2 separate regions of the Homo sapiens genome follow, and region 1 is linked to region 2. Evidence: chromatin loops called from intact Hi-C (ENCODE). Cell type or tissue: endothelial cell of umbilical vein. All regions are shown on one strand. Each heading gives the region's core, and the rest is flanking DNA. Links, peaks and the distances in the headings are about the cores only.

Region 1 (5,396 bases), core at 133-5,132, 180 kb after region 2:
CAAAACTTCCAGCTTGCCTCTGGTGAATGTGGCTCCAATACTTGCCTTTATGTAATCAAATAACTGAAAAAGATTGTTAAAGCCACTTTAAAAATAAGTTTATAGCTAAAGGCTTTAAACTTATTCTGCTACAATGTATTTACTCATCCAGGTTTTTAAATGATTTGGGGGGTAAGGTTTTAGAGCAAAGAGAAAAAGAAACAGAAATGACTCTTTCTTTGATCTCTTACCAATAGGAATCTGATATGGCACACTAGTCTCTGAAAAAGTTGGCAGAATGTATCAGTATCTTGTTTCCTACATGGCAATTCTAGTGGTCAAGCCCCAAGTCTTTTGCCTTATTCTCTAACTTACTTCTTGTATGTTGAGCTGGCTTGACAAATGGCGATAGCCATAATTTGGAAGTTGTGGCCTGAGGCTGTGATTATATGATCAACCACATGAGACACTAGAGTTAGTTAACTGACCATGATCAATCACATAGAAACAAAAGACCTAATCTAAACTATTACACTCAAGCTAAAGTACACTTGTATCATTTGAAGAAGATAAGGACCTGTAATGTTTTCAAAGATTTATGGGAATATTGATTAAATAACTTTTCTCCACAAACTCAGGAAGTAGCTAGTCATGTTCACTGTCTAAAAATTTATATTTGCATTTAACTTTAAACTCCCAACTATTTAATATTTAATAATTAGTTAAAATATATTAATTATTTTACTATATATAAGAAATCTCTGAATGCGTAATCGACCAGTCATCTTGACTTAAATTAGAATAACTTAATGCAAATTAACTCAGTATATATTTTGCATATTGATCAATGTTCTTTTCTCCTGAAAAGTCAAATAAACAAGGGAATTTCCGAGGTTACCTGTGCACCTTCTATCACTCATTAAAAGATTGAGCCTTGAAAGTAAAAGGTAATAGAACAAATTATTGAGCTTTCCCTGTAGTTCGTTAATATAGCAGTATAGCGCTTTGTTCTGATTATGAAATTTTAGTCTTAGAATTTATAAAATAATGACAATTAATTTATTTCCCCAGCTAAAATATTTTTAGTAACGATTTTTCCTCTATTGAACACCATGATAAATTAATATTAAAAAATAATGGATTGATTTCTTTATGCAGATTTTGAAAGATAACACCCAAGAGAAAACTGTTACTAAATTATAGATCTAGGGTACTTTTCTCAGGTGGCCAGGATGAATTTATAGATGGTCAAACTGGATGCTCCCATGCGTCATGCCTCATTATTATGATTCATCTACTTTTCTTATCAGAACTTGCTCTTTTATTTTTACCCTAGCAACACCACAGGCAGGTAAAATTTAGTAAGCATTAATTTCATAATTTAGTAGATTCAGGGCACAAGTTGATACATAGTTTGATTAATAATAAATTGCAGGAAAACAAACTATCCAGATTACATCCTCACTATTTAGAATTCAAGCCTTCCTTCTTGAAAGTTTCCCTCTTCTTCACAATACTGCCTAGTGAAAATAATTTCTAGTGCTACCCAGATCGATGAAAAAAACCTCTTCCTCAATTCTGCTTGGTTCCCTGCTTGTTTGAATTGCTCTAGAGAACTAACTGAACCAAATTGCAATGTCTAACTTCAGCACAACTTTGCCCATTTTTATTCCCCACCCCTTTGCACATGTGCCTCAACCTCCACCGTAACATATACTGGGAATTTATGCTTCTTATTAGTTATAGAGATGAATAAGTCAATCTTTGCTATGAAAAAATTTAAAATAAACCTACAGAGTTGAAAATAAACAATAGTCATACATTATGAAGAATGTTCCAAAAGGGAAATACATCCCTTGAGAAGAGAATACAGAGAGCAGAAACCCAGGTCAATCTCACCAAAAGGAAAAAGAGTGAGAAATGATGCCCAATTGAAACTTAACCTTTAAATTGAGACTTGAAGGAATAAAAAATGATCTATGTGAAGAAGAGAGAAAAATCCATACCAAGAAGGAAAGCCCAAATTTGCCAATGTTACAGGGGTGCTATGAAAGCTTAACTACTCTTCCAAAGAAATTCTAGATATTTCGCAAAGCCTTTTAGTCTCAGTGAGAGATAACCAGAACTGGGAAGCATATTGGTCAGGGGCAGAATGAAAGCTGTTTTCCATAGGTTCCAGTTTGAGCCACACACTTGGGAATATCTTCTCAGACATAAACTATTTATACTTCCACATTACACAATGCAATATGAATAACGGGATCTGCTAGGAAATAACATTGTGACTGAAGGGTAACCAGATTAAAATATCAGGAAACACTGAAGTTCCGGAAGTGTGCATATCAGAGTCTGCCAGTAAGGAAAGAAATATCCTTTCATGGAAATCTCCTTTGGTTTAAAATACCTAATACGCGGCATCTAGCTACTCAAAAACATTAAACTAGGACACATGTTTTATAAAGAAATATTACAGCTGTGTTGCTCATAGGTCAAAATAGAAACCATATGGAAATATTTTTAGCATAAGACTAATTTTAAAACAAGTAAGCCATTTTCAGAAAGCACTTGGAGTGAATATTCTCTTTTCAAAGTTGTTTTTTTAAAATTGCTTTTCCTTATGTGACTTGAGTTGATTGAATACTCCAAAACAATCCATTAGAGTGACTAATAAACTTGATTTCCTGAGGTCTATTGATGATGTATTTTAGCCTATAGTTTTGCTAAAGACTATTGGGAGCCTGGTCTGATTCAAATCCTTCTGCAAACCCATGACATTCACATGAAGTTATCCTGCAGAAGGTCATCTTCATTTTATATAGACTTTAACCTTTACTTTCATTTAAAATGAATTTTTACATCTGAAAGATGAGTGCAGCAACTAACATTTGAGAAATGATATTTTTGTTAGTCTTAATGCTGAAAAAAAGTTGATGGATGATGTGTGAAAATATAATCTGTTTATTTGTTAGAAACCATAAAAAATATTCTACCAAAGCAACTAATGTGTGCTTTCATTCTTTTAATAACCATTAAATATTTTTCAACAGAGTGAATACTACCCAGATGAGAAGTTAGCTAGATATGTCACTTGATATCCGTAAGACGTAATTTTTCCCTCTTACATTTAGCTAGGAATTATGGAATTGATCATTGTGGTGTAAAGTACGGGCACAGGTAGTTTAGAAAGGTATGCCAAAATAAAATATCAATGTTCTAGCAAAACTCTGGGAATCCTGGGCGGGTACATTAAGTGATATCCTCTTGTTCACTGTAATTTTATTTAATAAAAATAATGAAGCAAAAAAGATACTGCATATAAAGTATGTAAATCAATTAGACTATTATCTTATATTCTGAATGAGGAAATTTTTCAAAAGTTATTTAGTCACTTAAAGTAATAATGTAAAACAATATCTACTTGAAAACAAAAGATGAAATTACTACAAATAAATTCAAGATGGCATGTCAAACACCAACAACAGAAATATAAAAGGGGGGATATTTACTATACATTAAGCATGGAAAAACTGATTTCTGAAAATCCTAAGTGACCACAGTTGAATAAGATTCAGTAATGTACCATTATTACAAGAAAATCAATATATATTGGCACTATGTTTGACATACAAAACGTCTAACAAAGTAACTTGTATAGAATAATAAACATATATACTATGAGTATACTATTACATATTATATAATTATATAAAATACATATTTGTATATTTTATACTTTGTTAGTATGTGTAAATTATTTACAGTATATCTATATATGTGCAGTGTGTGTATATATACAAAGAATATACACATATATACACACAGAGTATATATACTCTGTATAGTATATATAGAGACAGAGAAACAGCAAGAGAATACATAGAATTGTATATAATATATTAATATATATGTTTTGTGTGTGTTTACAAAGAAAGTATATCGCGAGTATAGACTATATAAAGTCTGTACAGTGTGTGTGTATATATAACAGTAAATATGTATGTATACTAATTTTATTTTTCATATATATAACAAATAAATACTACTTCAGATATAGGTTTTCCACAATTGACATTTATCAAAAAAGTTACGCATTTTTAAAAAAATTAATAATTGCAGAAATCAAAGAAAGGGCAAATTCAGCAACAAACATGTCTGTCTATTCTTTTTATATAATATTTACCTAGGTATATATACATGCTTATATATATGAATGTGTAACTATGTGTGTCTATGTGTGTATATATATTTCTTATATATTTCAAATATATATATTTCTTATATATATTTCTTCTGCTGTCAAGTAAACATTTAGATGATGTTGGGTTAACTTAACTGTGGTGTTGAAACATGTAAAGAATAAATATCAAGAGAAAATGACTTTAAAGAAGAAATACTTTAGAAAGCTATCTTTATTATCATAATTACCAAAAATTTAATGAACCTGTTTAGGAAGTTACAGAGAATACATTCCTGAGGATGTTTAATTAAGGACAAGAGTTTTTTTGTGACAGTTTGAATATTCCCATGTGTAAGGACAAAGTTCAGAACCAGTGATTCTTAGAGCCCAAAGGAATCTATACGATTATATACATTGGTACGTATATTTTAATGGTTATAAATCTGACACTCAAGGATTTAAACAGTCTTGTCTAAAGTCAGAATAGGAAAGGTTTGTTTTCGTCTTCCTTGGAAATCAAATTTCTGCGTAATTCTTCAAAATTCTCTACGTCAGTGTTCTTAGTTAGAATTGTTCAAATCCTCTTTAAAATCAAGAAAATTTTCGCAGAACCTGCAAAATACATATGTGAGCTTGAATTTAAGAAACACTGCTGGCTGAGCGCGGTGGCTCACGCCTGTAATCCCCGCACTTTGGGAGGCTAAGGCGGATGGATCACCTGAGGTTGCAGTTCGAGAGCAGCCTGGCCAACATGGTGAAACCCCATCCCTTCCAAAAATAGAGAAAAAAAAAAAAATTAGCCGGGCGTGGCGCCTCATTCCTGTAGTCGCAGCTACTGGGGAGGCTGAGGCAGAAGAATCAATCGCTCGAACTCAGAAGGCGGAGGTTGCAGTGAGCCGATATTGCACCACCGCACTCCAGCCTGTGCGTCAGAGCGAGACTCTGTCTCAAAAAAGAAACCCAAAAAACAAAAATAAACAAAAAACAAACAAAAAAACACTGTTGTAGGGCATGAGATGTTTACCAAGTATTTCTAATAAAAACAAAAATTCTTAATTCCAGGCAAATCTAAGGCAGTTTATGTAGCCCATTTATCTTACACATATTCGTCCTTTGCAATCACTACAAAAGACTATATTTTTTTAAGTATACAGGTATCTTATGTATTCTCCACTGAAAGATAAATAACAAAAACAAAAACTATTAGGCTGGTGCAAAAGGAATCATAGTTTTTGCCATT
Region 2 (5,396 bases), core at 276-5,275:
AAGTTAGTTATTTCCAGGATACAATGGGAATACAAGCATTGGGTAAACATTCCCCTTCCAAAAGGGATAAGTTAGCCAAAAGAAAGGTATTATAGGCTCCACGCATGTTTGAAACCCAGCAGGGCAGTCATTTTAAGAGCTCCAAAATAACCTCCTTTGACTCTATGTTTCACATCCAGGGAACAATGATGCAAGGGGTAGGCTCCTAAAGCCTCTAGCAGCTCTAGCCCTGTGGCTTTTGCAGGGTTCAGCCCCAGAGGCTGCTATTACAGGTTGTTGAGTGCCTGCAGATTTTCTATGCTGAGGGTGTAAGCTACTACTGTAGCTACTATTCTGGGTCAGGGAGACAGTAGCCCTCTTCACACAGCTCCATTAGGCAGTGCCCCAGTGAGGATTTTGTGTAGGGTCTCCAACGCGTATCTTCTCTCTGCATTACACTAGTATAGGTTCTCCGTAAGGGCTCTGACCCTGGGTAGGTCTCTGTTTGGACACTTGGGCTTTTCCATACATTCTCTGAAATCTAGGTGGAGGCTCCCAAGCCTCAACTCTTGCACTCTGTGCACCTGCAGGCTTAAAACCAAGTGGAAGCCTCCAAGGCTTAAGGCTTGCACCCTCTGAAGCAGCAGCTGAAGCTGTACCTGGGCCTCTTTGAGCTAGAGCTGGAGTGGTCAGGATGCAGCTGCTTTTTAAATTTTTATTTATTTATTTATTTATTTATTTATTTTGACACACTCTTGCTCTGTTGCCAGGCTTAAGTGCAGTGGCACGATCTAGGATCACTGCAACCTCTGCCTCCCTGGTTCAAGCAATTCTCCTGCCTCAGCCTCCTGAGTAGCTGGGACTACAGGCGTGTGCCACCACACCCAGCTAATTTTTGTATTTTTTTAGGTAGAGACGGGTTTTCACCATGTTGGCCAGCATGGTCTCGATCTCTTGACCTTGTGATCTTCCTGCCTCAGCCTTCCAAACTGCTGGGATTACAGGCATGAACCACCATGCCCAGCCAGGATGCAGCTGCTTTTAAACACCCAGATTTCATGAGAACTTACTCACTATCCTGAGGACAGAACCGAGAAGATGGTGCTAAACTGTGCACGAGAAATCTGCCCCCATGATCCATTCACCTCCATCCAGGCCCCACCTCCAAGACTGGAGATAACAATTCAAAATGAGATTTGGGCAGAGACACACATGCAAATCTGTATCACTCCTCTGGGCCAACCTTATTTATTCCATCTATCCTCTTTATCCTGGGCAGTAAATGACAAGATTCTTGTCACTTGATTGAAAGGTTAGACAAATAAATACACTTTATAAACAAAATAATCCAACAAACATGGGATAAGGATAGAGGAATTATATTTGATTTTGAACAACATAAATAATACAATGTAAAGACAAAAGGAATAAATTAGGAATAAATAAGGGTGCCTTACAAAGAGAAAGATTGAATCAAAACTTAGCAATATTGCCTGTATATATGCATTTTATTAAGAGCTAACATGGCCAAAATTATTAGAGCTAATATTTTTCAATGTTATACCTGACTGTATAACCTAGCTGTTTTGCTAAATCTTTTTCATGTATTAGCTAATTTAACCTTTACCTAAGCTGTAAAATCTGTCCAATTGTAATTCATTTGACAAATGAAGACTTGGACACAGAGAAATAGACTTAATGACAGTTACCCATTTAGTAAAAACAGAGTCAATATTTGAACCCAGCAATTTGACCTGCAAGCCCATCTTATGTTGATTCCTATAGATTAAAAAAAAATGTTGATTTGCTAACCTGAAAAGAGAAAGTTGATTTTTATAGCCAATTAGCAAAATTCTGAGTGACAAGATAAAAAATAAATGAATAGTACAAAAACAGGCCTTCCTTTGAAAATAGAATTCGATTAATAGGAAGAACTTTGCAAAGATACTGTGAGCAATAAAGGACTAGAATTTATTTGCAAGATATTTTTCTTATGAAAGCACTTCTAAGTACTGCTGTTGTCCCAGAGGAAAAGTTAATGTCTTTTATATCTTAGACTTTATTTATGACACCAAAGTGTTCTTACATTCAGGAAATAGCAATACCAAATTCCCAAGAATGGGGATTCAGTGTGAAGTGCCTCCTCATGTCTCAAGATCTGTCCTCATTGCAGCTTAGCAGGATACGTTTGTCTTTGTTTTGAAATTGGATAAAAGAAGGAAGTTAGAGCAATTCATGCATGGCAATCAGTTGTCCAATTGTAGATGGCAGACAATATATCCAAATAACCTATGAAACAGAGTTGCAATTGATGTGACATCTGTATCCACAGCTAGAAAACTCATAATAGCAACATGGAGAGCCCCACAATTAGACATACAGCAAAACAATAATGGAGGGAGGATTGTGCAAGAAAGTGAGGAGCTACAAACAATAGCTGGCCTGATGATTGAAAGAATTTCCACGTTAGAAAGGATACATTTGTATTGTGTCACTCATTTAAGCATGACTCAGGATGTGGTTGGCTGTTATGAAATCTGTATTTCAGTTTTCGGAAACAGCCTTGAGTGTTTGTGTTATTTGGTTTTATCAATGCCGGAAGTAACTGCATTGTCAAAAAACATACTCCACATGTTTATAGAGATGTGAACAAAAGTCAAATTTTTGAAGAAAATTAAAACAAATGGTGATTTAAGCTTTATTTTTAATAGGCTCCTAATGTTTTCCTTTCAATGTATCTCACTTTTAGAAAACAATGAATTTTTGTACAACAAATATCCACAGTTAACTCTGAGATAGGAATACTTCCATCAAAACCTCATTACTTCTTTCTGTGCTGGTAAGTATTTACATTTCAGGTGAGCCATATAATTTAGAGCCATAGAATTTTGACTTCAAAGTTCACTTAAAAGGAGAGTGGAAAATATCAGGGCCAGGCATGGGGGTTCACACCTGTAATCCCAGCACTTTGGGAGGCCAAGGCAGGAGGATCACTTAAGCCCAGGAGTTTTGAGACCAGACTGGGCAACATAGTAAGATACTTGTCTCTACAAAAACTGAAAATAAAAATTAGTTGGTGTGGTGGTGTGTGCCTCTAGTCCCAGCTGCTGGAGAAACTGAGGTTGGAGGATCACTTGAGCCTGGGAGGTCAAGGCTAGAGTGAGCTGTGATCACTGCACTCCAACCTGGGTCACAGAGTAAAACTTGGTCTCTGAAAAGAAGGAAAAAAAGGGAAAAAAAGAAAGGAAAAGAAGATATAAATTCCTTTACAGTTAGGGTTTTAGATTACTATGTTAACTAAAAGAAAGTGTTGTGAGTGAACCCAAAGATATTCTGATTTAAATATTAAGTCTTATCTCCAAGAAAAATAAATGATGATACAGTTAATAAAGAAATATTGGTTTGGATTCACTACTACCTGGGCTCAAATGTTGATATTGCCGCTATTTAGCTTATGCATGATTGTAACCTTTCTGATCCTTGGTTTCTTGTAAAAATTTGGAAATTATAAGTACTTCATAGGAATATCAAAGGGATTAAATAACGTGATTTACAGTAGAAAGTCACTTACCTTACATTGCTGAAACAGGTAGTTGATTGGTTCATTGAAAATCAGTGAAAACAGAAAAGTATAGTATTCCAAATACTATGGAAATAGAACATGATTCACACAGGAAATGGGGAGTGATGCGTACTTCAAATATTTAGCACCATGGGGATCAGTGATAAGAGTTTCTTCTGCATATGAAGTCTAACCAGGAGCCTAGAACCTGGCTCAACTCGTATTAGATCTCCTCTCTTCTGTCTCCTTACTGTTAAGACAATGGGATCATTGAGAAATCTAAAGGTTCAATGTTTTTTGTTTGAATGGAAATATTTATTTTTTTTCTGATTTAAATATATATTTATAATGATAATAATACATGTCAAATAAAAGATAGCTTAAGCAAGAAAATAAAATAATTTCATTCTCAAAATCTATTTAATAAATAGTGTAGATAAGTCATCCATAACTGAAAAAATAGGCTCCTATTTGATATCTTTGTAACTCCAGGATATGGAATAATTTATTAATGAAATGATGAAATTATAAAGGAAATTAAATTTTAAGGGAAAAGCACAATTCATTTGATTTTATTAAAATTTAAATTTTCTCCAGTAATAGAAGACATTATTTTACTGTAAGCGAGAAAACAGCTATGGCTAGTGCAATGGCAATCCATGTAGAAAGCAAGCATCTGCATCTTCTGACCCAAGAATTCCACATCACAAGCATACCTTACAGAAATGACTGAGCAAATGCACACAGAGACATCCTCAAAGACATGTTATTAGCAACAGAATACTGGACAGTGTGCAATGGTAAAAAAAGAGATATCTAAAGATTCAACAAAATATGATGAATACATTTCATATAATGGAATATGATACAGGTCATTTCTTTAACAAACTCTTTTAAATTACCACGTCATATGCTGCTCTAGGTAACTTACAAATATTAGCACACTTAATACTTATCACAAGTCTGTCAAATAAGAACTATTAAATAATTTTATAGGTGAGGAAAACGAGGTGCAGTGAGGTTAAGTACCATATACAAGGTAGCACAAAGCTAGTAAGCATCAAAGCTATGATTTTAATTTAGTCTGTCTTCAAGCTTTAATCTTAATCACTTTGCTTTCTTGCTTCTCTGGTGATAAATGAACCAGAATCCCATAAAGTTGACATATCTCAATAACAGAGTGTTGAATGGGGAAAATATTGAAAAATGGTTAATTCAATATGATACCAAGTAATGAACGATGAAAAACAAGCCGAAAGACATTATATATTGTCAAAGAACATATATATGTAGTAAAAGTTTTCCAATAATTTTAAGAATTGAACAGAAAATTAAAGTCAAATTCAGGATAGAGACTACTTCCTAGAAAGAAAGAAAAAATAAAATAAAATTTAAAAAACATAAGGTACTTTAAATGTACCAAAATATTTTATCAGTGTAAAAAAAAACAGATCTGAAGCCAGTGTGACAGAACATTAAGATAAATTAAAACTGAGTGGCAGATACAAAGGTGTTTATTATATTACTATTTTTTAATTACTGCAAATATATAAAACTATTATAATTATTTATTCTTCTTACCAAAAATAATATTAATCTTTTGACATGGTTTTTAAAATTCTTTTATGAATACACACATCCACAATTTCTAGACACACACTTCCTGCACATGAACTCATAAACTGATTTGTAACCGACTTTAGGAAATGTATTGATAGGTAGTTTATACCATAAATACAAGTCAATAAATACAAGTCTTTAGCATGAGTGTAAGCATTTGTATTGCCTTCTATTTTACTCCAGTCATTAGTTTTTTTACTGATACATAATAGTTGTATATATTTTGGGGGCACAT

The links. A loop is a pair of places that touch in the nucleus more often than their neighbours do. Peaks named below come from ENCODE experiments on the same cell type or tissue, not always from the same donor. Only the 100,000 strongest peaks of a DNase experiment are listed, where the experiment ranks them.
Region 1: it touches region 2 in a loop (2.3-fold over the local background); 1 of 110 quality-filtered maps calls a loop at or near these places.

What each region holds. Positions count from the first base shown.
Region 1 is chr5:100,844,690-100,850,085 of GRCh38, forward strand. The region is part of intron 4 of ST8SIA4 (ST8 alpha-N-acetyl-neuraminide alpha-2,8-sialyltransferase 4); the gene reads right to left. Among named protein-coding and RNA genes, the nearest start is that of MIR548P, 31 kb to the left of the region's middle. In endothelial cell of umbilical vein, for the core only: no CTCF peak of the experiment used is centred there; a DNase peak (open chromatin) is centred at 2,282; H3K27ac peaks cover 2,526 bases.
Region 2 is chr5:100,665,048-100,670,443 of GRCh38, forward strand. No RefSeq gene overlaps it. Among named protein-coding and RNA genes, the nearest start is that of FAM174A, 130 kb to the left of the region's middle. RefSeq lists silencers at 2,345-2,545, 3,585-3,785. In endothelial cell of umbilical vein, for the core only: no CTCF peak of the experiment used is centred there; a DNase peak (open chromatin) is centred at 2,394; H3K27ac peaks cover 1,615 bases.